2 separate regions of the Homo sapiens genome follow, and region 2 is linked to region 1. A link is a contact called in ENCODE Hi-C data. All regions are on one chromosome and are shown on one strand. The core of a region is the stretch at or near the end of the contact, and the rest is flanking DNA. Distances in the headings are between cores, read along the strand shown.

Region 1 (7,564 bases), core at 1-2,500:
AGAGGTAAACTTGACCTCTTTTCGACCCTTCGTACAACTGTATTAGTCCGTTTTCACAGTGCTGATAAAGACATACCTGAGACTGTGCAATTTACAGAAAGAAGGTTTAATGGACTCACAGTTCCATGTGGCTGGGGAGGCCTCACAATCACCGTGGAAGGCAAGGAGCAAGTCACTTCTTAAGCTCTTTGCATGGCACCATCGATGTGAGCTAGGAAACTCTTCCTTATGAAACCATCACATTCACTGTCAGAAGAACAGCACAGGAAAGACTCGCCCCTGTGATTCAATTATCTCCCAATGGGTCCCTCCCATGATACATGGGAATTCAAGATGACACATGGTTTGGCTGTGTCCCCACCCAAGGATAATACAGGTGGAACATAAATGCCAGATTGATCTATTGATAATTATAAACAATTACCAAGAAGAGTGGATAAATCTTCCTTTTTGAATCCATCTAGACCCACTGTGATTAAAGCTATTATTTTGACTAGAAAACTAAGAAGATAGGAGAAAATTAGACATTTAAACAGCTACCTTCCATGCAACAAAGGAAATTTTAAATACAGACAATTAGGATTGCTTTCAAAATATATGAAAATAAAGGGATTAAGATTATACAGTCACCAGTAAGATCAGGCTGGTTTGGTTTTTCCAGGGCTAGGAGTGCAGCTGGAAGCCCTAGGAGGATGAGAGCAGGGATGAAGAGAAAATAAATTCCCCACCCCTCCATCCACCCATTCCTCCAATTAGTACTTACAGTGCACCATTTCAGATCCTGATAGTTCAACAGCAGATAAAGCATCTGTTTTCATGGGGGACACAGACATTGAATAGTGAGGCAGACATGCCTATGTGAGGTGGCGATTTCCAGTGAAAAGACAGGAAATGACATCACAGTCATCACAGAGGGAAAGAAGCCTGCTGGGGATGTGCTGTTTATGGTCTAGGAAGATGACAGGGATAGTTTGACCCGAAGTGGAGACCTGAGGCAGGGAGCCAGGCAGTGGACACAGCAGGTGCAAAGGTCCTGCAGCCTTGAAGAGTTGGCCCCTGGGAGAAACAGCAAGGAAGCCAGGGTAGCCCAGGAACAGAGAGGCCTTGCAGCCAAGGGAACTCTAGCTGCCATGTGGAGTCAGCAAAGGGTAGAGCTTTGTTATGGGTGATAGAACAGGTAGTTAGGGGACCATGTGGGCACCCCGGGGAGAGGGGATGGTGCCTCAGGCAGCCTGGGAAGGGGTATTCTCAAAGTAGAACTACCAGAACTTGCTGGTTTCAATGTGGGTGTGAGAGAAAGAGGAACTGGAAGAACAGAGTCCTGAGCTGTGGTTAACATCCCCCTCCCTCACGAGGATTAAATACACCCCCACGAAGTCAGCCTCAGCACCACTAAGCTGTCCCATGGGATGGAGATATGATTCCCACCCCAAGCACCATCTCCTGTAATAAAACCTGGCCCCCGCGTTCCTGTCTGGGATCTGCATAGCATGGCACCCATCACTGCCCCTCTAAGCCTCCTCCTGTGAAGCTGCAGCTGCTCACACTTGCCTGGCTACCGAACAGAATGGGCTCAAGAATGCTCTGCAGGGACAGCCTTACTGAGCCCCAGATTCCAAACTGGAGTTTAGCAAAATGAGCCACTTCCTTCAGCAGCAGTTCTAGGGCTGTATAGGAGCTGCTCTTAGGGGTTCAGGGATACCTCAATTCCCAGTCTGCCCTCAAGGTGCTCAGTCTTTTGGGAGACAGCATGGCACAGGGGTCTCGAGTGAACGTGGCATCCTGGACTTTTGCACTGCTCATATTGGTAAGGCAAGCACCACCCCTGGCACACACACGGTCAGGCATGACATAAAAAGATGTTGCTAAGGGACATTGAGGTCTATTTCTTGGGACAAGTAGGAATTTTCTATCCCTGTTCATTCTTCATCTTGGCCACACACATTTGCTCTCTTGCTCATCCCACAGCGCCTCCCACAAGGCCACGCTGGATCCTGCCACAGTGTTAGGTTACATTTCCTTCCTTCTGGCTCACCAGATGTGGACCTGACTGGGAAGGCTGGAAGCTACTGTCCCTGGAGCCCTACTCTCCTGGCTTGGTGCCTCCATGGGGAATGACAGTGGGCACTCTGCACCCACATGGAAGGGAGTCCCACACCTTCTAAGGTCTCCTTTGTAACCTACCTCTGGCTCCCCACTGTGCCACATCCCTGTACCATGGCATCTGTGTCTTTTGGACAGCACCGGGCTTTCAGGATGACTAGTCAGGGTTGTCTTGTCTGGACCAGATGCTTTGAGGGTGCAGCCTTCTGGGAATTCCCTCTAGGGATTTTCTATGATGCTGGCTTCCCTGTAAGTCCCACTCCAGGCCCGGGTACTCTGTCCAAGCCCCACAGCAGAAGAGGCTCTTCAGGGGCCTCATTTGGTGTCAACTCAGCAAGAAGTGAAGTTTAAAGCCCAGAGCACTGCAGGGCATTGTACTGGTGTAGGAGGGGTACATCCAGGGCTCCAAGGTGTTTTCTGTGCTGAGCTCATCTCTCATCCCCCAGCCACCACAGTGCTGGGTCATAGCTGGGCTGTTGTTTTCCTATGGCAGGCCCAGCCCTGTCTAGCTCTCAGTTCCTCTGCTCTGCAGCCAGGGCCCTTGGCCTGAACCCTACACATAGCAGCACTCACTCGGGCTGTAGGTATTCTTCAGTACCTGCTATGGCCTGGCATTTAGGGAACTCTCAAGCAACAGCACAAGTGAGGCCCCTGCTCTCCCGTGCTTTGGGTCCGTTGTAACAGCATAAAAAGCTTGTGGAGTATCTTAGGTGAGTCCACTCTTGCAGCTGGGCAGGCATCATAGTGTTCGGCTCCCTGTTACAGTGTCATTTCTTGGGGACATAGCAGATGGAAAATTCTGGGGTAGTTTTGATTTAGCAGTTATCACATTTGCTGTTCATGGAGTGTCTGCAGGGGCTAGGCACCCCTCACGATGCTTGTGTCTGCCAGCCATGGTGGCTCATCCCTGTAATCCCAGCACTTTGGGAGGCTGAGGTGGTAGATCACTCAGGGTCAGAAGTTGGAAACCAGCCTGGTCAATATGACAAAACCCCATGTCTACCAAAAATACAAAAATTAGCCATGGGTGGTGGTGTGCACCTGTAGTCCCAGCTACTCAGAAGGCTGAGGCAGGAGAATCTCTTGAACCTGGGAGGTGGAGGTTGCAGTGACCTAAGATTGCACCATTGAACTCCAGCGTGGGCAACAGGAAGATCCTCACACATACAAAGATGTTCATGCCATTTTTCATCCTCTATCTCAAATAGCCAGTAAGGCATGGAGTGGGCTTCCACCCTGGGACCCCAGCCCTAAGACCTGCACCTTTTTCTACTCCAGAGTCCTTGCCCTCCACACGCTCTGTAAAGAGCATAGCTGCCGAAACCAGCTTGAGGCAGTCCCAAGGCCCGGCATCTTGATGTCGCAGATGCTGCTTGGGGCCAGGAGAGTCACCCTACAAAGTGTGTTCCAGCATTTACTTTGAGACCTGTTGGTGATTAGCAGGTGATTTCTACTTGCAGACAAGGCCCATCATGGCTTCTGTGCCCTGTGTGGCCAGGCCTTGCCTCCTTGGCCGCATGACTGTGGTGAAACAGCCAAAGATGGTTCAGACTAGAACAGAGATCAGAAAATGATGGCCCACAGGCCAAATCTTACCCTCCACCTGTTTTTTATAAGTAAAGTTTTATTGGAACATGCCCAGTCATTCACACTTCATGTATAGCTTCTTATTATAAGGGCAAAGTTGAGTTGTAACTGAGATGGAATGCCTCCCTGGAGCCTAGTATGTTTAGTCTCACCCTTTATAGGAAGTTTGCCAACCTATGGGCTAGAATACTGAGGCTGATGTACACTCACATGTAAAGGGAATACCTTCCATACCGCATGTAGTGATATGGAAAAAATCTCCATGACATTATTACTAAGAGGATAAAGCATGGAAGAGTACCACACAATACCTTTCTAATTTTAGAAATAGCAAATATGGGCCAGACACAGAGGCTTATACCTGTAATCCCAGTACTGTGGGAGGCCAAGGTGGTTGGGTCACCTGAGGTCGAGTGTGAGACCAGCCTAGCCAACAAGAGGAAAACCCATCTCTACTAAAAATCCAAAAATTAGCCAGGCATGGTGGTGCACGCCTGTACTCCCACCTACTTGGGAGGCTGAGGCAGGAGAATCACTTAAACCCGGGAGGTGGAGGTTGGAGTGAGCTGACATTGTGTCATTACATTCCAGTCTGGGAGACACAGTCTCAATCTACAAAAAAAAAAAAAAAACCAAACACCAAATATGAGGATATATACTTCCACCGGTGCATACATACGTGCTTCTATGTGTAATGTATACCTGTAGAAAGACACATTAAAAAGTAACCGTCACTTAGTGGAGGACCAAGGTGGGAAGACTCACTTTTTCATGTATTCACCCCCCTCATGCTCTTATTCTACACTCCTGTGTTGCCTATTTAAAAAAGGTGATAAAATAGTTGAAAAAGTGTAGAGGCTGAATAGCTGAGATAAGGAAGAGGGAGCCAAGAATATGTGTTAATTTACCTTTTTACAGATGATTTTTGAGCAGTATTTTCATGATAGACTTTCTGGGAGGAAACCTGTGACGGGAGGGGAAGCTCAGAATTGCTGGTTTTATTTAAGTGGAAATAAATTTTTAGTTGAATCATAAAGGTAGAATGGGCTTAGGGCACAACAAAAAGCTGTTTCTCAATCTAAATATTTCTTCTCTGGCCGAGTGATGGGCTTCTAAACAAGGTGTCATCCAGATGAAGGAAGTGGGGTGTTTTCATCTCCATGTGATCCTCTCTTTGCTTGGATGAAATCTGGTGTGAAATAATGGAACAGTGGTCCACAGCTGCCAGGAGAATCTCAGAAAACCCTCAGTACCATCGTGCAGACTTCCCCACAGAGAGCCTTTAGGAACACACTGCACTCAGATTTGCCATCTTCTGAGGACAGTCTAAAAATCACTGCTCCGGAGGTTCAGACACCGTCAAATGTTTAACCAGTTTGTCAGCCCACCAAAAAGCCACTTGTAACCTCAGAGATATGTGGAATCATTCTTTTGGGGGCTAGTCTTTCCATTTGCAGAACTTCCCCAACAGTAGGATTGCTTTCAAGTTGGGGTCTCAGCCACAGCTTGCACATTCGATCACCCAGCATGCTTTTAAAAATACAGAGGCCAGGCCCTGCCTGGTTAATGCAACATTAATCTTTGGGCCTCAGCATCAGGATCTTTTTAAAGTTCCCCAGGTAATTCTAAGGTGCATGCAAAGTTGAGAAGCCCTGCTTTCAAAAGGCTGGAACAAATTCTGGTGTTACAATTAGATCTGAGTCTGAGGCATCAACCCAGCAAGTATTTTCTGAGCTTTGGTTTCCGTTCCTGTGCAGTAGGATAAAAGTACCACCCTCCTTTCAGGTGGTGAGCCAACTTGTGAATGGGGACAGCTGACAAGAAATACTTCCTGGCTGCCTTGTACACATACCAGGGGCCCGCTTCAGAAGCACATGGGCATCAAACTTCTGTATCCCCGCCTCAGTTTTGTCACTTAGCTGCTGCTGGGGACACAGGAGCAGGCAGGTGATATTTCTAGCCTGTCTGCTCATCTGTAAGGTAGGGATCTCTATACCCTACCACACAGAGCCACTGTGAGGATCCAGTGAGATTCCCCAGCCAGGCTGTGCCCAACACAGTGCCATGTCAAAGTAGCTCCTGCTGGTCCCTGTCTCTAAAAAACGTGGCAAGTCCAGGCTCAGATGGGAAGGATTTTTGGGGCACTGAATCTCTGTCTCAATCACTCAACTGTGCTATCCTCAGTGAGTGTAACCATGGCTGATACGGAAATGCCTGAGAGGCCACATTCCAGTACAGCTTAATCTACTAATCCTGCAGAAAGGGAAACAACGGCAGATAAGGCAGGGGAGGGCCGTGGAGTCAGACATCCAGCACCATGCCCCAGCTTTGCCTCCTAGGGGCTCGTAAGCCCTGGCCAGTTAACTTCTGTGCCTCAGTTTCCTCTTCTAGAAGAGGTGATAATGGAACTCCTCTCCTGGCTTCTGTGAGGGTTTAATAAGCCAATACACGTGTAAGACAGCAAGCATGGTACCTGGCGCAGAGCAGTGGTGAGGACGTGGTCAGTTCTTTTGGCTCGAGAGCTGGAGTGAAATACCTCGGGTCCATCTCATCACCCAACGATTGGGCCTCAGGAATCTTGCTCAAAAATAGCCTGCCAAATGGGCCTTCATTTCTCAGTGATGTCCCCAGCACTGGCACACAGGCCAGCCAAGTTGCTGCCCTCATGGAGTTTATATTCTCATGGGGATGACTAAAAAAGCAAAAACCAAACACCAAACAAATGGAAGGATTGCAATGGGAGACCCAGGCCATGCAGGGCGTTTACAAGGGTCGGGGGAAGATTTAGATTGGGGGACTGATAGAAGAGACATGGTATCTCCAGTGAAATCACTTCTGATTTAAGGTATGAATTCATCTCAGCTCTGGGCTTTCAGTCATCCTGGAGGAGAGAACAGCCAACAGTGTGACACCTGACCTGCCAGAGAGGAGAGGGTGTGGCAGATGGCAGGGCCTGGGGAGACATGGACATGGAGGCAGGAGATAGGCAAGGGCAGCAGAGCTGATTGCTCCTGGCCTTATATGCCACGTCATCAGGAACATGGATTGTATTGAGTGCAGCAGGCACTGTCTGAGGGGCTGAAATCAGGAGAGTGGGATTAGATCAGCTTTAAGAGGCTGGGGACACTAATTGGAGATGGTAACTGCAAAGCAACACTCACCTGCATATAGTTCAGGCTTGGCCTGGGGCTTTCAGGCTGGGAGGGCCTTGGGCTTCTGGCTCACAGCTCTGGGGTCCTTCCTGGGATTTTTGGATCTTTAAGTCAGTATACAGCTGCAGTTATTTCCAGTAGCCATGCTCGCAGATGGGGACTTGAGAATACAGAGAGAGATTGTACAAGACCACTGCCGCCTAGGGGCACAGAGTAAGAGGAAAATGAGTGGGCACCTGGCCCTGGGAAACGCCCTAACAAGGCAGGCAGAGAAACCAGCTCGTCTTCTCAGAGCTTGCCAGACATGCTCTCAAGTTGAACATATAAGTAGTTCTGGTGGTTGAAAACCAGGTCTGACACACTCCAACCTGCTGAGCATGGTGTAGACCAGCTCAGACCAGCCCCAGCTGCTTAGACCAGGCAGGGCAGGTGCACACTTGCCATCACAGTGCTGGAGGAGGGACCCCACAGAGCACTGCAGGGAGCTAAGCAGGAGCTGTGGGCTCTGAGGATGCTTTGTTCCCCACCCCCCACCCCTGCAAGATGGAATTTTGTGCTTGTTGCCCAGGCTGGAGTGCAATGACGTGATCTTGGCTCACTGCAACCTCCGCCTCCTGGGTTCAAACAATTCTGCCTCAGCCTACCACGCAGCTGGGATTATATGCACATGCCACCACCCCCAGCCTAGTTTTTTTCCTTAAGTACAGACAGGGTTTCACCAT
Region 2 (7,564 bases), core at 3,645-6,144, 1.5 Mb after region 1:
TGTGATCATCCAGGGAGGGAGGAAGGCTGCCGGACAGGAAAACCAACAGATAGCTACTCTACATGTTTAATTTTTACTATCAGAGACCGGACTCTGGAGCTAAACTGCCTGGCTTCCAAACCTGGCTTCCCAGCTGTGTGGGCTGGCACAAGGCACATCATCTCTTGGTGTCTTGGTTTCTGCATCTGTAGAATAGAAATAATAATAGAGTCCCTACCTCATAGGGGTTTGGAAAGAGTAAATGAGTTTTTATTTTCTTTTATTTTAGTGTTTTGTTTGTTTTTGCCTGAGGCAGGGTCTTGCTTTGTTGCCCAGGTTGGAGTGCAGTGGTGTGGCCATGGCTCACTGCATGTGATCCTCCTGCCTCAGTCTCCTGAGTAGCTGGGACTACAGATGCACACCATCATGCCCAGCTAATTAAAAACAAATTTTTTTTTTTTGAGACAGAGTTTTGCTCTTGTATCCCAGGCTGGAGTGCAATGGCATGATCTTGGCTCACCGCAACCTCTGCCTCCTGGGTTCAAACGATTCTCCTGCCTCAGCCTCCCAAGTAGCTGGGATTACAGGCAGGCATCACCATGCCTGGCTAATTTTGTATTTTCAGTAGAGACGGGGTTTCTCCATGTTGGTCAGGCTGGTCTCAAAGTCCTGACCGCAGGTGATCCATCTGCCTTGCCCTCCCAAAGTGTTGGGATGACAGGCGTGAGCCACCACACCCAGCCTAAATTTTTTTTTTTTTAAGAGATGGGTCTTTCTGTGTTGCCCAGGCTGGTCTTGAACTCCTGAGCTCAAGCGATCCTCCCACCTCAGCCTCCCAAAGTGCCAGGATTCCAGGCATAAACAACAGCACCCAGCCCATAAGTGAGTTTTTACAAAGCACTTAGAATAGTGCCTAGAATTCCCCGTCAAGGGCTGAATCAGTGTTATGGACTCTGGTTATTATGATAGTGAGTTGACCTTGTTGCCCCATGGCTTTGTATTTATTCACAGTTATTCCAGGGGTTTCTGCCCCCGCTCGTCTATCACGGTGATGTGATGACTCCGCCTCCCAATCATGCTCTTCAGCATGATTAAAACCAAAGCCACACCAGGTCTGGAACATGGGCCCATATTGTTTCCCACTGTAAAGATCAGCGTGCATAGCGAGGTCCTTTTAATTCACAGTTCAGGACCCGCCATGGAAACCCTATCCATTCCTGCATTTGGCAGGAACAGGGAAGCCAAGAGGAAATCCTAGTACTTGGTGCCTTCCCATAGGGAGTTTGCAATCTAATCTAAAAGACCAGAACACTCTGTCAATGCAGTCTGAACCAGGATCCATTCCCAGGGGGAGCAGCCAAATTGCTCAGCCAGGTCGTCTTGCAGAGTGGCATCCTTCCTCTGCAGCTCATTCTAACTTAGCATGTGAATGAGCATTTAGAGATGAAGACAGAATCGAACTGAATCCCAAAGTCTGACTCACCTGCTTCTTTCCCCTCTCCTGGACAACACAGGGGAAAAAAAAGTACAACTCTTCCCCCACGTAGTACCAGCAGGGTAACCCGAGAACATCCGTTTAGCACGTCTGTCCCTGCAAAAAGGACCTTCCAGTGACACCAAGCTGAGCGTATCCTCACTCTATTTATAGGTGCTGTTTGTTTAATTTGAGTCCAGTCTCTAAGAATAAGTAATGAACTCATCTTGGGCACCAGCCAGAGCCTACAACTCTGAGACGACCCGTAAACCCCTTTCCCTTTCCTTCTGGTTCTGGAAGGGATTCTGTAGTTCAAAGGTGAGCCACTTTTGTCTGCTGGGCTAGGGTGGGCTTGAAACCCAGACGTGTTTGGAGATTTGGTTTTATGATGGTTTCTCAGTACGGTTTGGGGATTGTTTATTTATTTACTTTTTTTTTTGGTGTTTGGTTTTGGATTGGTGATTGCAGAACAGATCTGTAAACTCTTTGTCATCCACAAATGATTGACAAAGACTGAATATCTCCAGCCCTTCGTTGGTTGATCTTCGGATAAAAAGAGACCTCGTTGGGACTCAGATGTCCCCCAGTAAGGAGGCCATGGCCTTGGAGAAGCAAAATCCATTCCTTTTCAGTATCCTTCTGACTTGGTAGCAGAAACTGGGGTCAGGTTATCTTCTAAGGTCTGATACCATTCCTGAGATGCTGTTTTGTTTTGTTTTTTTCAGGCTATGTGATAAGGACCAGGAGCCATGACCCACTTAAACTTTAAACATCTAACCCCAGAACTGGTTGCACTTGAGTCCAAAGGAGCATTGTCTCTTGCAAACAAGTTCAGTTTGCACTTTAAGCTCCTCCCTTGCTGGTCTGATGGTTTAGTGACCTCAAGAACTGGCCCCATTGATTCTGAAGGGAGTGACCTAAATGCAGCCTTTGGGCTTGGTTCAGTATATTCGTATATTGAAGTGTATCAGTCCTTCCTGACACTACTATAAAGAACTACCTGAGACTGGGTAATTTTTAAAGAAAATAGGTTTAATTGGCTCATGGTTCCACAGGCTGTGCATGAAGCATGGCTGGGGAGGCCTCAGGAAACTTACAATCACAGCAGAAGGTGAAGGGGAAGCAGGCACATCATCCCTGGCTGGAGAAGGAGGAAGAGAGTGAAGGGGGAAGTGCCATGTACTTTTAACCAACTAGATCTAGTGAGAACTCATGAGAACAGCAAGGGGGATGACCGCTCCCATGATCCAATCACCTCCCTCCAGACCCCTCCCTCCATCATCAAGGATTACAATTCCACATGAGATTTGGGTGGGGACACACAGCCAAACCATATCATGTAGCTTCCCCTCATTCTCCCTTTCCATACATTTATCCTTAAGAAGTTAACCAGGCAGCCGGGCACGGTGGCTCATGCCTGTAATCCTATCACTTTGGGAGGCCAAGGTGGGCAGATCACCTGAGGTCCAGAGTCCGAGACCAGCCTGGCCAACATGGTGAAACCCCATCTCTACTAAAAATACAAAAATTAGCCAGGCATGGTAGTACACACTTGTAATTCTAGCTAGTCAGGAGGCTGAGGCATGAGAATCACTTGAACCCAGGAGGCGGAGGTTGCAGTGAGCCAAGATCGTGCCGTTGCACTCCAGCCTGGGTGACAGAGTGATACTCTGTCTCAACAACAACAACAACAACAAAGAAAAAAAAAAAGAAGGTAACCAGGCTTCTCTGAGAAGGCAAAGATCAGTGTCCATTCATTCATTTCTGTCAATATCTGTGGCCCCTCTACTCTATGCCAGATACTACTGTGGGCACAGGAGACACCTTGATGAAAGGGACAAGGTGGTGGTGAGGTGATACCTGACAGAGAAAACATTTAGCCTCCCTTCTTTCTTCCATTCATCCATTCTTCCATTCAAAAAGTATTTATGATGCATGGTCCATGTGTTAGGCACAGGACTGGGTGACAAAATACAGCAGTGAGCAAAAGAGATTGCGCCTTGCCCTTGAGTAGTTTGGAGTCCAATGGGGAAGATGGATATTAATGAAATAATCACCTACATAAAGATAGCATGACAAATGATGGAGAGCTCGTGAGACAAAGGTCAAGGGGCCATGTGAGAGTCTAAGAGAGGGATAGGCCTGGTTGGGTAGGCAGAGAATGGATGAAGACTAGGCATACTTGAGATGCCCCCAGTGGTGTGTTTTCTGTTGAGTACAGGGACAACCGACGGCTCTCTGTAGAAGGTGTGCTTTTGAGTTTCTATTAGCCGCGTGGGGCCATCCACACTCTCACCTGATTGTCTTGAGGACTGTCACAGGCTGATAGGTCTCAGGGAGAGTTCGGCCCACAAATGAGGGTTCCACCTGCGTGATCAGCACATTAGGGTTGTGACCTTGACTTTCGGGTTTGCAGTGGACAGCGTGACAGATAAAAAGACACTCTTCTCATTCTACCTCATTTGGGTAAAGGAGTAAACAAGAGCATCATCCCATGACATCATTTTCAGACGTTTGCCTGTATATGGTGGCTCTATCACCACACTCAGAGACCAGGATAGAAAGATGGCCCCACGTTCCCCTCTGCAGTTTCACGCAGACATGGGGGGCATCTCAAATGTTCACATGCAATGGCTTTGGAAAGAAAATTCTCAAAGAAGCAGTTAGCATCATGTAGTATCTTTCTGTACTAATGTGAGGGCAACTTTGAGCCAATCCCTTCAGCAGAGAGCTTTAGTTTATTGGGCAACTTTGAGCCAATCCCTTCAGCAGAGAGCTTTAGTTTATTTGAAAAAATACTATTGTATTTTGTCTCTTTTATGCCCAGTGTTTTGTAGGCACCAAGTAAAAGCCAAGAAAAATGTAAGAAATTGCCCTGCCCTGAAAAAGTTTACAAGGACATTCAGAAAAGAATTTTCAGCTAGGCGTGGCGGCTCATGCCTTTAATCTTAACACTTTGGGAGGCTGAAGCAAGAGGATTACTTGAGCCCAGGGGTTCAAACCAGCCTGGGTAACACAGTGAGACTCTATCTGTACCAAAAAAAAAAAAATAGCTGGGTATGGTGGCATGTGCCTATAGTCCCAGCTACTTGGAAGGCTGAGATAGGGGGATAGCTTGAGCCCAGGAGGCGGAGGTTGCAGTGAGTCATGTTTGCACCACTGCGCTCCAGCCTGTGTGACAGAGCAAGACCCTATCTCAAAAAAAAAAAAAAAAAAAAGAATTTTCATTCATTTATTCAACAAACATTTGAGTACCTACGTTGTGCTAGACACAGAACCAGGAACCAGGTGAGTAAGACAAGCATGATGCTTGCCTCATGGAGCTTACCGTCTAGAGAAAGGAGGGAGATACTCAAACCATCAACAAACACAATAATTTCAAGTGGTTTTACATGCTAGACTTGTCAGAGACCTCTCAGAGAGCGTGACATTTGAGTAGCAGCTGTGCAAAGATTTAAAGGAAGAGCATTCTAGACACAGGGAAACAGGAAGTAGAAGCCTCTGAGGCGTGCAGCAGGTTGGCTTAATAAATAACAAGAAATGAGTGTGGCTACAACTCAGCAAGGGGGTGAGTCGTAGGCAGGCCAGGTGTAGAGTGCGAATTTTATTTTGAATGCAGAGGAAGCCTTTGGCAGGTGAAAACATGACACTTCAACCTGAACTTATTGATCTACCTCGGGGTAGATCTGTGGCCTCAGTGAAATTTTGGGAGTAACAGACCTGGGATTCTTAGAACTTAGAGCCCCAGGTAAACCTACAGATGGAAAGAAAAGAAATTGGCCAGGCACAGTGGCTCATGCCTATAATCCCAACACTTTGGGAGGCAGGAGAATCTCTTGAGGTCAAGAGTTCAAGACCAGCATGGGCAACATAGCAAGACCCTCTACAAAAATTTTTAAAAATTAGCTGGGCATGAAGTTGCACACCTGTAGTTCCAGCTACTCAGGAGGCCGAGGCAGAAGGATCACTTGAACCCAGGAGTTTGAGGCTGCAGTGAGCTATGATCACACCATTGCATTCCAGCCTGGGCCACAGAATAAGACCCTGTCTCGAAGAAGAAGGGGAAAGAGAAGGTGAAGGAGGAAGAGGAAGAAGAGGAAGAGGGAAGAAGGAAGACAGAAGACAGGAGAAGAAGGAGGAGGAGGAACAAGGAGAAGGAAGAAAAATGATAATAAATTAATATTGGCCTGTTTCTTAAGCCTGGGAGGTTGAGGCTGCAGTGAGCCATGTTCATGCCACTGCACTCCAGCCTGAGTGACAGAGTGAGACTCTGTTTCAAAAAAAAAAAAAAAAAAAAAAAAAAAAAAAAAAAAAAAGGCCGGTCATGGGGGCTCACACCTATAGTCCTAGCACTTTGGGAGGCTGAGGCAGGCAGATTGCCTGAGCTCAGTTCAAGACCACCTTGGGCAACATGGTGAAACCCTGTCTCTACTAAAATACAAAAAATTAGCCAGGCGTGGTAGCATGTGCCTGTAGTCCCAGCTACTCGGGAGGTTGAGGCACGAGAATCACTTGAACACAGGAGGTGGAGGTTGCAGTGAGCTGAGATCTCGTCACTGTACTCTAGCCTGGGAGATAAGAGTAAGACTCTGTCTCCAAAAAAAAAAAAAAAAGAACAGTCACTTCTAACCTCAGAGGCTTTCCTGGGTAGGAGAGGATGAAACTGCAAAATGAATAAACCATATAACAGGTCGCTGCTTGTGGCTCAGCATATTTCTTTCCTTTTGGGGACAATGCCCTTCAGGAAGCCACTGCTTTCCTGTTCTTGGGAATAGGATTTGGCTCAAGCTAGTCAGAAATATTTTTCACTTCCTATCTCCACACCAAAGTGACTGGCTCTGGGATGGGCACAGAACCCAGTCAGAGCCAGTGAAACTCAAGAAGACATCGTCTAGAGCCTTCTGGCAAAAAAAAAAAAAAGAAAGAAAGAAAAAAAAAAGCTTTCTCTCTTTTGCATGGGAGCCATCAGTATAAAGATGCAAAGTTTAGAACCACTGCAGGCATTTGTGACCATGGGGAAGATTCTGGAACTGTTAGGGGCTGTGGGGGAGCATCGCATGGTGCCTGAGGATGAAGCCAACACCACAGAAGGTAGAGCGAGAGATGGAGAACGCTGTGTCCTTGTGAAGCCATTGAGCCCCAGGATCGAGCCTCGCCTGAAGCCAGGCCTATTGCTGGAGGTTTTAGTGGCCTCCACCAGTTAAATGCTCTTTATTATATAAGCCAATGTAAGTGGGGTTTCCTTGCTGCATAAAGAGCCTATATGATAGAAACATTGCAATAGGCACCCAACAACACTGAGGGCCTCCTCTGCACCTTCAGTTTCTAGGAGGAAGTAAGCCTGTTCCAGGACCCAAATAAATGGTCTCGCCTCCCCCTTCTCTATTTCAGTGTTTCCATGCCTCCTGTCACCATAGCACTGTGACTCTCATGGAAAGGCAGAGGAAGCAGAGGAGGAGAGGGTGCCTGTTTCCAGGCTGCGTTGCCACATTGGGGTGGGGGCTGGAGAGACAGAGAGAGAGAGAGGCGGCTCTAAGCCTGACATTTCAGGATAGAGATAACAGGGTAAAAATAAACTCCCAAGCGCCTGTAGCAGCACTCGCTTCTCTGGCTTCACAGTTATCTCTCTCTGCTTCGGGGACAGAAGGGTTCCTTTCGGGTCACCCCTTGGACTGCCCCTTCCCAGCCCCCGGCGGGGGAGGAGGACGCATAGGTCATTGATTTACATCTATCTGTCTACACCTGCTCTTTCACCGCTGGCAAGTCAAGGGATTGATCCCCTCCATCCCGTAGCCCCTCTTTTTATCCTGCAAATCACCTTTCACATCTGATGCTCCAGGAGCTCAGTGAGGTGAGTGAGTCAAGGGCCGGGGTCTCCCCATTTCCCAGTTGGGAAAAGCAGTGGGGCTTGGAAAGATGAAATGATTTTCCCCAAATCACACAGCTTTTTAGTGCTAATGTGTTCTGATCTAAAGCCAGGGCCTTTTCTGCCTTTCCATCTTCAATCAGGAGTAAAAGCAGTTTGATTCCCTCTCTGCAGGGCTTGTGGACAGCCATCCAGGCTGGGTACACACAGCTCCTGGGGGTGGCGTTCACATCACCTGGGACACA

The links. Hi-C counts contacts between places; a loop is a spot of excess contacts on that map. Pooled maps may share reads with other maps.
Region 2: a map with no recorded cell type shows a loop between it and region 1 (20-fold over the local background). The contact joins two enhancer-like sites. A Hi-C loop is called at or near these places in 3 of 37 single-sample maps with no recorded cell type and 3 of 50 pooled maps.

What each region holds. Positions count from the first base shown.
Region 1 is chr16:12,546,226-12,553,789 of GRCh38, forward strand. The region is part of intron 20 of SNX29 (sorting nexin 29); the gene reads left to right. It overlaps SNX29-AS3 (SNX29 antisense RNA 3), which reads right to left. Exons shown (of 4, transcript XR_007064988.1): 4 at 88-7,564. Among named protein-coding and RNA genes, the nearest start is that of SNX29-AS3, 61 kb to the right of the region's middle. RefSeq lists enhancers at 865-984, 1,075-1,124, 1,405-1,474, 2,131-2,600, 2,711-2,850. Within about 2 kb of position 1,251, at least 3 of the 41 ENCODE cell types and tissues checked have a DNase peak (open chromatin) inside an H3K27ac peak, as active enhancers do.
Region 2 is chr16:13,993,142-14,000,705 of GRCh38, forward strand. It overlaps a transcript of MRTFB not described here. Among named protein-coding and RNA genes, the nearest start is that of LINC02185, 19 kb to the right of the region's middle. Within about 2 kb of position 4,895, at least 4 of the 41 ENCODE cell types and tissues checked have a DNase peak (open chromatin) inside an H3K27ac peak, as active enhancers do.